Linked DNA regions of Homo sapiens: region 2 is linked to region 1. The links are chromatin contacts, found by Hi-C or POLR2A ChIA-PET in ENCODE. All regions are on one chromosome and are shown on one strand. The core of a region is the stretch at or near the end of the contact, and the rest is flanking DNA. Distances in the headings are between cores, read along the strand shown. Region 1 holds the start of CCDC182 (coiled-coil domain containing 182). Region 2 has its middle 37 kb from the start of CCDC182.

Evidence for each region. Hi-C counts contacts between places; a loop is a spot of excess contacts on that map. ChIA-PET counts read pairs that join two places held with the same protein, here RNA polymerase II (POLR2A). Pooled maps may share reads with other maps.
Region 2: a loop to region 1 is called in a map of heart right ventricle, with 2.0 times the contacts of the local background. The contact joins the enhancer-like site here to the promoter of CCDC182 in region 1. A Hi-C loop is called at or near these places in 2 of 168 maps with a recorded cell type or tissue (endothelial cell of umbilical vein and heart right ventricle), 1 of 37 single-sample maps with no recorded cell type and 8 of 50 pooled maps. POLR2A ChIA-PET finds 5 or more read pairs at or near these places in 6 of 52 experiments (A673, CD8-positive, alpha-beta T cell, Panc1 and 3 more).

The regions. Positions count from the first base shown.
Region 1 is chr17:57,743,509-57,749,197 of GRCh38, forward strand. It overlaps CCDC182 (coiled-coil domain containing 182), which reads right to left and starts at 1,791. Exons shown (of 1, transcript NM_001282544.2): 1 at 987-1,791. The coding sequence starts at 1,764. The coding sequence ends at 1,303.
Region 2 is chr17:57,779,344-57,784,625 of GRCh38, forward strand. No RefSeq gene overlaps it. Among named protein-coding and RNA genes, the nearest start is that of CCDC182, 37 kb to the left of the region's middle. RefSeq lists a silencer at 4,038-4,217. Within about 2 kb of position 3,413, at least 6 of the 41 ENCODE cell types and tissues checked have a DNase peak (open chromatin) inside an H3K27ac peak, as active enhancers do; they include A673 and heart right ventricle, where a contact is called at or near this core.

The sequences.
Region 1 (5,689 bases), core at 541-3,040:
ATTCTATGACAGAAGGAAGAGGGAGAATGAGACTGCCACAGAAGATCAGAGGATATGGAATCTGCTGTAAGCCCAGAACTGGAAAGACAGACTTGACTTTCTGTTGAGGCACTGGCTCTGGTCTCCAGGCACGTCTCTTCTGCTGTTTAGAGGAGAATCCCTGCTGCATGGCAGCATTTGGGTAGCCAGAGAGAAGATATATGAATTGATGAAGTAGAAGACTAATTGGAAATAAAAGGTATAGTGTCAGCTAATGAACTCCCAAGTCACCCATGTGACAACCTCAGCCTTCCAGAAGAACACGTCCATGAACAGCCTGAAGTGGTTCCAAAACTGGGGAGCAGAGAAGGATGCAGCAGGATGCAAATGAGCACAGCTGACCTGGACTTAAACCATGGCCCTGCCACTTACTAGTGTGCAGACCTTGGGTACTGGACTTGCCTTCCTGCGGCCAGTCTCCCAGTGTGAACCATGGAAAATCAACACTCACCTCCAAGGTGCCTATGGAAGTAAGTGGGATGGTATGTGTGTGTTGCCTGATAAATGGCCAGGCACTGTGACAATAATTCCTGCTCCATGGATCGAACACAGAAATCAGTTTCCCCACTTCCTAGTGCCATCTCAGAGGTGTTGCATTATCGGTTGCTAAAGCTCAGCGAGTTCCACCCACACAGTCCCAATAAGCTCTGTCATTCCGATTGGCCAGTCTGCAGTCTAAATGGAAAGGAAGTAGAGGTAGAAAGAGGCAGCAAAGAAAAGTGAGATGTGACAGTCTAAGAGTAGAGGCAGACAGAAAGACCATACAGACAAGGGTTAGAATACTAAAAACAGAGCAATCTGGGGTAGTGTTAGTGCACGGGCAAGCAGTCCGACCCCTCTGGGGAGATCATGTGTTACGTGATGTGGTATCAGTTGACCAGGTGTTAAGTCTCAAATCATGAAAGCCTCAAATCATTCAAAAAAAAAAAGGTGAATGTTCAACACAATCAGTTTAAGAATATACTATACAAATAAAGAGGTATACATTGAGCAATAGTACCATTACAAACAGGAAAACAGTTCAAGTGAAAGTTACAGGGGCCTGACTCAGTACTGGGGTGCCTCCTTCCTTTAGAATGCTGGATAAATGGAATTTCACCAAAAAAAATATTGAAGTCTTTTTGCCTCTCAGCAAGGTGTTATTTAGGCAGAAGGAAAGCAATGGAAATGAGGAAGGGAAAGCAAGGGGGTAGGGACTTGGGGTTTCTCCTTCCGTTAAAAAAAATCTTCAACTTGGTGCTTGGCTAGTGCCACCCACGAGGTTCAGTCAGCCTGGCTCTTCTTGGTGGCACGCAGGGCGTCACGTCCCCTGTCCAGCAGCAGGTCCTCCAGCCGCTTGCAGTGCTCCCGGAGCTGTTTCTCGCGCGGCAACAGGAAGGTGAGAACCTTGTTGCGCACGATGCCACGGTCCTCCTCCTCCCTTAGCCGCTGCCTCACGCGAGCCGCCTGCTCCTCCTGTTGCACCAGGGCTCCATTCATCTCGCAGAAGGCGTCTTCAAGGTAATGAATGGACTTCAATGCCTCTTTCTTAAAGTCCTCCAGTTCCCGTTGCACCCCGGCCACCTTCTGCTGCAGGATCTCCAAGTCAGCGGGTGGTGGGAGGCAGGAGGGCCATGACTGGGACAGGGAAAAGTCTCCAGACTGGAGGCCACTCTCTATCATTTTTTTCCCCTGTAGGGTATTCACCGTCATGAGAATGGACCCAGCCTGGTAGAGGGGTTCCATTGTCTCTTCTACGTTGGACAAAGAGAGGAAGCCAAGAGACCAACCAGGTCAATAAATATTTTTGGCTAGAGACACGATCATTCGGAGTGGAGAAACCCTAGAATTGTGACATCAGGGCCCCTTCAGCCAACCAGAAAGAAAGCCACAATCCATTCATTTGCATATTGTAGCTTCCTTGGTTGGTTACCTAGAGCTTTGTCTGTTTATCTGACCAAGTCGCCCTCCTGAGATGTGGATCCTTAACTCATCACCCTTCTAGAACCAGAACTCAAGTTCTTCTTTAACCTAAGGAACAAACCAAGTCCCAGAGCAGGGAAGTAAACTGGCCAGAGCAAGGCAGGCCAGGCCAGGCTCACTGGCTGCCAGGACTGGGTGGTCTCCCACACTGGCAAGGGACCTGCATGGTCTTGGACTGGTCTCTGGGCTTTAGTACCTCACTAGTAAAACAAAGACATTGTAAGAGATGATACCTAATCCCACTTGTAGCTCTAAAATGCTAAAAAGTAATCTCTTATTCCAAGTCCATACTCCTATAATGATGTCAGAATTCTATAAAATCTTAGAAATTGCGAAAAATGTACTTAGATTTTGATGTATGGTCCACAGCAATGGCTGATTCAGCAGGTGCAAGGTAAAAATGGGTTAGTCATATTTATTCAATAAATACTAAGTGCTCACTACACACTAGGATCAGGGAACAAGTGAGTGCATGGTCTTCCAACATACCTGAATGTTAACAAATATGAGAAACAACACATAGAAAGGTAAATCTTGTACTTTTTACCTGATAATTAGAACAAAGGAAAATACTTCTAGCTAATCTACATTTGGTTTAGTCAGGAACAAACCTTCATCTTGCACATCTCAGTCTCTTGCCTAGACTTCTCTCCTGGTCTCCAAATCTAAACGTCTCCCCCACAATGGGCCTCCAATTCAAGCCATCCAAAGCTGAATTGGTGATCTCTTTACCCAAACCAGTTCCTGTTCCAGTGTTGCTGTCAGATTAATGAGAGCAACCCAGAACAGCACACACACCAGAGCCCTCATGAGACAACTGGTGCTGTGATGCTAATATTTGTCCCCTCCCAAACTCATGTTGCAATTTAATTACCATTGTAACAGGATTATGAGGAAGGACCTTTAACAGATGATTAGGCTACCCTTTAAGAGATAAATGGATTAACACTGTTATCTTGGGAGCAGGTTCCTTATAAGTGGATAAGTTCAGCCCCTTTATGTCTCTCTCTCACCCTCTCTTTGCCCTTCTACTATGTGATGTCTTCTGCTGTGGAATGACACAGCAAGAAGGCCCTTGCCAGATGCCAGCATTTTGATTTTGGACTTCCTAGCCTCCAGAACTGTAAGGAAATACATTTCTGTTCTTTATAAATTACCCAGCATCGGGTATTTTACTATAGCAGCACACAATAGACTAAGAAACTTAGGATCAACCTAGACCCTTCCATGTCAAAGTGGCTCTAAGTCCTGTTCAATCTACCATTGCCAAGCACTCTAGCATCAAACCACCTGGGTTAGAGTCCCAGCTCTACTTATAATCTACCTATCTTTGGCAGATTACCCCATCTCCCTGAGCCTCAATCTTTTTTATAAGTAGGAATACTAATTCAGTGGTGTGCAGTTCTATGGGGAAAAGTGAATAAAACTCCGAATTATTTTGATAGCTGTTGCCAATTTCCATGGTGTAAATACTCCCACCGTGGCCAGTTTCAAGCTACCAACATGATGTCACTGGGAAGAGATGCACAAAATCAGCTCTCATGAGCCTCTGCAAGCTGACTCTCGCACCACAGGGACCGTGATGAGGGCAGCTGCCTCCTCCGAGATGCAGATTAACCTATCTAGGGTGCCTTGTAGTAGGCATCAGAGAGGGCATTTTGCAGGGAGGTTCATGGCTAAACTAAGGTGGCATTTTCTGGGGGATTTTGTGGGGTTTTTAGCATAATAAAGTGTCAAGCAATAAGGTGAAATTTTAAATGGCAAGATGAAAAAAGCAACTTTGATTATTGAGACAGAATGGTGGAAAAAGCATTTTTCCAGGAGTCAGGAGATCTGGAGACTGGAATTGCTGTGTGACCCTAGGTCAATCACCTTCCCTCTCGGAACCTATTCCTTCCACCATAATGTGAGAAGGCAGGATTCAGCTGTTCTGACGTCTCTGATGTTTGAAGAATCCACACAGTCCTTCAATTAAACCTCTCCTGAGGCACTTAAAATCTCCCTCTTCTCGTGACTTAGGACTTTGTCCTTCCAGGTCCCTGATGGCACAGTGAACTCCATGAGGCCAGGGATCATGGATTTCTCACCCTGTGTACCTTCAAGCATCCTGCCTGGTGCCCTGCACATACTGGCACTCAGAGAACTAGATGAAATGGAACTTATTTTTACAGGTGGCTATCAAATCCCGGGCACCCTGGCTTTCCCGCTGACATGATGACACCTACTGGTCTTAGCAAAAACAGCAACTTCTTGATTCCACTACCTAAGAGCTAGATGGGGATTGAGGAGCTGATAAAAACAGCATGTGGTCTTGTGGTATATTTAATTAAGGGAGTGTGTGCATGTTGGACACATAATAGATTCTCAATAAATATTTTTTGAATCAGCAAAAAGGCAGTCTCTAACATTCTCTGAGTGCTTTTCTGTTTCTCTCTCTCTCTCTTTCTTTCTCTCTCTCTCTTTCTCTTATTTTCTGAGTCTTTGTCTGTGCCTCCCACGGGGAATGGTGGAAGTCATAACCAGATCTGCAAAAGAAAAGTAGTAAAAGTCACATGGAATAGCACTTTTTCCATTTCCATGGTGCTTTTTAATGACGTTGAAGTTTGCTTCTCAGAACCAGAGGGGAGGACGGTATTTCCACAAGAGCACAGCAGAGACTAGAAGCAAGTGAATGCTGTCAGCAGAAGACCCCAGGCTTGGTGGCCTCCCAAGCCTTCAGGGCAGCATCCTCAGCAGGGCAACTTAATGTGCATGTTCTCCTGAATGTTATCCTCCTAGAAATTTCATAATCAAGGACTATGCCTTTCTCACAAAATTTCCTTCCATATATACGAGGAAACTAAGAAAGCCAATCACTTTGTCCCCTTAAAGGTCTCAAGAAAAAGGAGTTCTAACATCTCCAGGCCTTGAACCCACTGTCAGATGGGTTTCTCTGTACCTGGCCTATTTCAGTGATTACAGCCTCCTCATGTCTCAGGATGTTGGGGGGACAAGAGGGGCACCTCAGCCCCACAGAGATCCCAGTACCACCCTTGAGAATCAGAGTAAACCTGAATGGGATGGGAGTCAGTAGTGGGCATGTTCTAATAGTTCCCCAGGTTGGGCATCACTGGGTCTGAGCACCATTCCTGCGGGACCCTGCCCATGGCTTGCCAGCAAAAGCCAGATGGTTTCCCCAGGACCCCACCCCATCCTATGCCTTCATCTGTCTCTGCAAATGAAATAAGCCTTGGTCCTTTTGGGGATTGGGAAAAGGGACATGACACAGAGGCACCCCTTCTTCATGTACCTTCTTTAAAGTGAGGAAAATGCTCAGAAGCTAGAAGCTCCTCACATCCCGTGAGTTAGAACCACATCCTTGGGCCCCTTCTAACTACATCACTGACTAGAGGGGTGGGGCTCCCACAGTTGGCTGAGGCCGATCACAGGCCCCTTCCTGGGACTGGGGCTGGGTCAGGCCTCCCTGAAGCACAAGGATCCCAGTACCAGAACCAAATTGGGGTTCTGTTCTCAAGCAAGAAAGGGAGAGGACGGGCAACCAACTGTGTCTTCCACAAAGAGTAATTAGATCTAAGGAAAAGACTCGGTGAAAGAACCATGCAAAATCCTCCCAAATGAACTACTAATGTGAGCTCACAGGCAGAGTGGGGAAGCAGTCTTCTGGGAGTCTCTTAAAACTGGTCTATCT
Region 2 (5,282 bases), core at 2,163-4,662, 37 kb after region 1:
GTAATGAGCTGAGTTTGCCCCACTGCACTCCAGCATGAGCTACTCAGGAGGCTGAGGTGGGAGGATGATTGAGCCCAGGAGGTGGAGATTATAGTGAGCCGAGTTTGCCCCACTGCACTCCAGCATGGGCAACAGAGTGAGACCCTATCTCAAAAAATGAAATAAAATAAAAAGAAATTATGATACTTCCATATGATATATAGTGACTAAAATGATGTTCACAAAGAATTTATAAATAATTTGGGGAAATGCTAAGTGAATAAATAGGATACAAAATCATATGTAGTTTCATCAGAGTTGTATTAAAAAGAAATATTACAACCAGAGGATACCCAAATGTCACAAAAGTTATCTTCAGAGGAGTGTATGATTTATGTTTTTCTTTGTTATATTCATATATATTTTTTGTTCTAGAACATCTTGGTTTTATTTTCATGAGGGGGAACCTGCATATCATCTTGAATTCTAGGGGTTTTCAAAGAGTGCTGTCATGAACTGAACGTTCCTATGTTGAAATCCTAACCTCCAGTGTGATGGTAGCAGGAGGTGGGGCATTTGGGAGGTGCTGAGGTCATGAGGGTAGAGCTCTCATGAATGGGATTAGTGCCCTTAGAAAAGAGGCCCCAGAGAGTTCCATCATCTTTTCTCCACATGAGGACTCAGTGAGAACATAGCCATCTCTCAACCAGGAAGCAGACCTTCATGAGGCACCAAATCTGCCAGGGCCTTGACCTTGAACTTCCCGGCCTCCAGAACTGTGAGAAATAAATTTCTGTTGTTTATAAACCACCCAATCTAAGGTATAGCAGCCCAAACAGACTAAGACAGGTGCCAAGTTGATCAGAGATTCCGTGAAAACAGAAAAGAGAAGGTGGGTGTTAATCACCTCATTTCTATAGGGTCAGGAAAGCAAATAGAGGGAAAGGAGAGATTTACACTCCATTCCACCAAACTGACAGGCCAGAAGCATGCTCTGTGGACACAGCCCCACCGCATGCTCCTTCACCGTGCTCCATCCTCCACTGCTGAGAGCCTGGTGGGTAGGGGCTTAAAGGGCCAGCCTCTCCCCACTCCACAGAGTGAGGTTTCAGCTTCTTCCAGGAGCAGGGGTCCAGCTCTTCAAGAGAGAGGGAGAGGAGAGAGGGTCAAGGATGAACAGGGTCCAGGCTCGGTGACTTATGCCTGTAATCCCAGCACTTTGGGGGGCTGAGGTGGGCAGATCACTTGAGGTCAGGAGTTTGAGACCAGCCTGGCCAATATGGTGAAACCCTGCCTCTACTAAAAATACTAAAAATGCAAAAATTAGCTGGGTGTGGTGGTGGGCACCTGTAATTCCAGCTACTCGGGATGTTGAGGCAGGAGAATCACTTGAACCCGGAAGGCAGATGTTGCAGTGAACCAAGATAGTGCCACTGTACTCCAGCCTTGTGAGACTCTGTCAAAATAAATAAATAAATAAAAAGCTGAACGGGGGAGGGGGGCATCCATTTTCTCTCAAGGGACTTTTGAGTCACTGGGATCCCTGCCTCCTGAAAATTTTCCTCTGGTTCAGACCTTCAGTTCAATTCTGAAATCTGCAGCAACCCTATTTGTTTGGGCTTCTCTTCCCTTATCCTAAAAAAAAGACAAGAAATAATATCAAAGCTGGGTCCTCAATCCATGCAGTATGTTAGGAAGGCTCCAAGAGATGAGGTCTGCTTGAAGGCGGGAAATTTGGCATCTATATGGGAAACCCTTTGGAAAACAGCTACAGACCCTTCTGCAAATCTCAGCCCCTCGGCTTTGGGGTATGAAAGAACAGGCCTTGAATTCTAGCTTCGCCATGCCTGACCTGGATGTGTGACCTCAGGAAAGATACCTACATTCTCTGAGCCCCATTTGATTCATTTGTAGGTTAGGGTAGGGGATGGCCATCCAATAAGTGTTGCTAAAAAATACCAGAAATAATTTTTGTAATGTACACTGTGCAATAATTGGCACATTATAGGTTCTCATAAAAGGCATTTTTACTTATCAAATTACATTTTCTGAGCACCCTGATGACGGGAGGGCAGTAAACTGGAATCAGGCACTAATCTAGAAAGGATGGTTAGTCTGTATGTTTTCCAAAGCAAAAAGAATCATGAGTTCTATTTATAGGCTCTGATGCATTCAGCCTTCAAGAAGCAACTCAAACCCAGGCCTCCATCCCATCAGCACCATCCCTGCCCCCTGCCCCAGTCCAGTGTTCCTGACCACAAAAGCCTGAAGCACGCCCTCTCTCCCCTAGACAAGGGGAGCAATCACTGTCAGAACCACTCACTTGATAATTAATCACAAAGGGACCTGTGACATCTCTTCTTCTGTAGTCGAAACTGATATGTTCACTGTTCCCAGATACTGAACTCCCCACGTATTTGGATCTCGTCTCTTCAACTAGATTACAAGTCCCTTGAGGGTGAGGTGCTTCCTTTACTTTTCGCATTCGATAGGAGATTGATACTTGTCGCACTTTGAATTTTTGTGTTTGTTTAGATCTAGTCCACAGGAAGTACAGCTACACTTGGCAGGCGCAGGGTGGAATAGCTGTAGTTCTAAACAGATCAGGACAGCTCTGGGACTGGCTGCTTCCAAGAGGGAAAGGCAAAATGCAAAGAACTCACAGCAGGAGGGGGCTTTCTGTGCCCCTCAATGTGTGGCTCTAACCACATCAGTGGGTGGAGGGCAACGCGATGCTGTCAAATCAGGGACCAGGTTTGTGTCTGGGGTGATGCCAGGACACTGGTTGCTTCCTGCCACCCACAGCTGCATCTGGGAGTCCTGGGCAGCAGCCACCTGGGGAAGCCAGACTTAATCAGGAAGTGTGGGGGCTGTCAGCAGGGGCAAGGGGCCACGCAGCCAAGCCAATTCTGGAATCTTTTGGAAAGAGGAAACATCCGGCTCCTCCTCCCTCACATCTCTGCTTCTGGGTCTGGGCTTGTGGGTCCCAGCTTGGGCTAAGGAGGGCCATGCTCCGGGTGGGAGCAGCTGTGTCCCCACCCCCTCCTTCCCATGCGACTTGAGGCCCTCTGGTCAGGACTGGAGCTGTCACATGCAGCCAGCAGCTGTGGTGGCGCCAGGCTCAGGCACCCACCACATGGCTTCCTTTTTTTTTCTGAGATGGAGTCGCCCAGGCTGGAGTGCAGCGGTGTGATCTTGGCTCACTGCAACCTCCGCCTCCTGGATTCAAGTGATTCTCCTGCCTCAGTCTCCCGAGTAGCTGGGATTACAGGCACGCACCACCCTGCCCTGCTAACTTTTATATTTTTAGTAGAGACGGGGTTTCACCATGTTGGCCAGGTTGGTCTCAAACTCCTGACCTCGTGATCCACCCACCTCGGCCTCCCAAAGTGCTGGGATTACAGGCCTGAGCCACCGCGCCCAGCCCACATGGCTTCCTTTTGATTTGGGGCCTCCCTGGCCAGCTGTGCCTCCCCCGCTACCAGGGCAGCAAATGGCCAGTGGTGTCCTCGCAGAAGGGGCGGAGGAGGGCGGGGAAGGATTAATGCCACCTGCTTCCCTCCTCGCCCTGTTTCATGTGACATGCACTTCAAAGCCACAGGACACTGCTGCCCTTCTTTGTTGCATCCCTGCAGATACGGGAATCTGATTTTCCCAACTAGGAATTTGTATTTCAGCGGTTCTAGTGCTTGGGATCTTAGAAAGAAGCTTGCTCAGAAAGAACTTAGGAAACAAAGCGATGTTTGAGTGCCTGCCCCGCAGCGGATCTACCCGTTCCAGGAGCTGAGCGAGACACCTACCACCTGCCAGACCCAGGGCATAGCCGAGGGCCTTAGCCTGCTGTCCCCACCGGGTCCCCACTATTTTAACACCAACACCCTGAAACCATGGGCCACCACCCCCCACCTCTACCCCGCCCCTACCCCACGACCCTTTCACCAGAGCAGAGGTTTTTCACAAATCTCCATAGAGATAGCTTTGCTAGCAGCAGCAGCAGCAGCAAACTCTGATGCAGAATGAGGAAGGGGAGAGCCTGGGGGTGTGGGTGGCGGGGGAGGGAGTCGTCGCAGTCCGGGAGCCAGGCTCTCGGCGCGTTGGGTCCGCCTCTCGTGACAGCAGAGCGCCCCCTGCTGCCCGAGCCCGGGTGGTGTCGCACAGCCAGGTCGGGGAGGGGGCGGAGCTGCTTCCTGGCACAGCGGGTCGCCCAGACGGGCGGGAAGAGGATGCAGTCTCTCGGTACTGAAGTCTGCCTGCAGTGGCCAAGGTCTGCCGCAGCCCCTCTGGGTTGGGGGCAGTTCTCTAGGGCGTCCTGGTTAGGTCAACGGGGGCTGGTTGGGAACCTGGCTCTACCATGCACCGCCTGCCCCGCTATGGACATATGGTTTAACCTCTGAAGCTTCTGTTTCTTCATTAAATTGAGATCATCAATTGTACCTGCATCACAGTGATGTTTTACAGAGATAATTCATGTAAAGCACATCCTAAGGTTTCAATAATAGTAGCTTATTATTATTGATTCAGCTGACACCTCTACAACTAAGTGATAGAACAACTGAGAGGGTCTGGTAGACAAAAGTCAGGGGATTTGTTTTTTCAAAGCATTTTCATCATTAAATGGATCTGATCTGGTCGCATGGGCACATTTGAGGGACATGCAACTTTGCCTAAAGGGGAAATAAATGCCAGAGATATTCACAGAAACATCAACCACAAACAATTACTGAACACATTGATCAATGCTCTAAGCTGTACAATAAAGAAAAGGGAGGAAAGTTATGTTTAGGGCAGCTCAGCCCTGCATTCTCAAATCTTCCCTCTTCACTGGATATCTATTAACTACAAACATGCTGAAACATCTCCCATATAAGAAAGCAAACAAACAAAAAAACTCCTTGCACCCTATCTCCCTCCAGCTAGCCCCTTACACCGGATGTCTTTCCTCCCCTAGAGGGCCAAATTTCTTGAAACACGCTCAGTGACTCCCTTCCTGTCCTGTTAGCTCTTGAACCCACTTAATCAACTGTCTGTGCCCACTTCACCTTCCCTGCCCTTGTCAAAAACACCATGACCCACACCGTTCATCCCGTGGCTCATTCTCAGGCCTCTCCCCTCCACCCATCAGCGACACTGACGTAGTTGATGGGCAGCTCCTTCCTGATCCTTGAAGCACTTCTTCCTTCGACTCACCCCTGGTTCTCCTCCTACCTCTCTGGCCAGTCCTTCTCTGTCACCTTTGACTGGAAGCTCCTCTTCTCAACCCCCAAACATCAGGACACTCTGGCTCGGTGTCCAGCCTCTGCTGT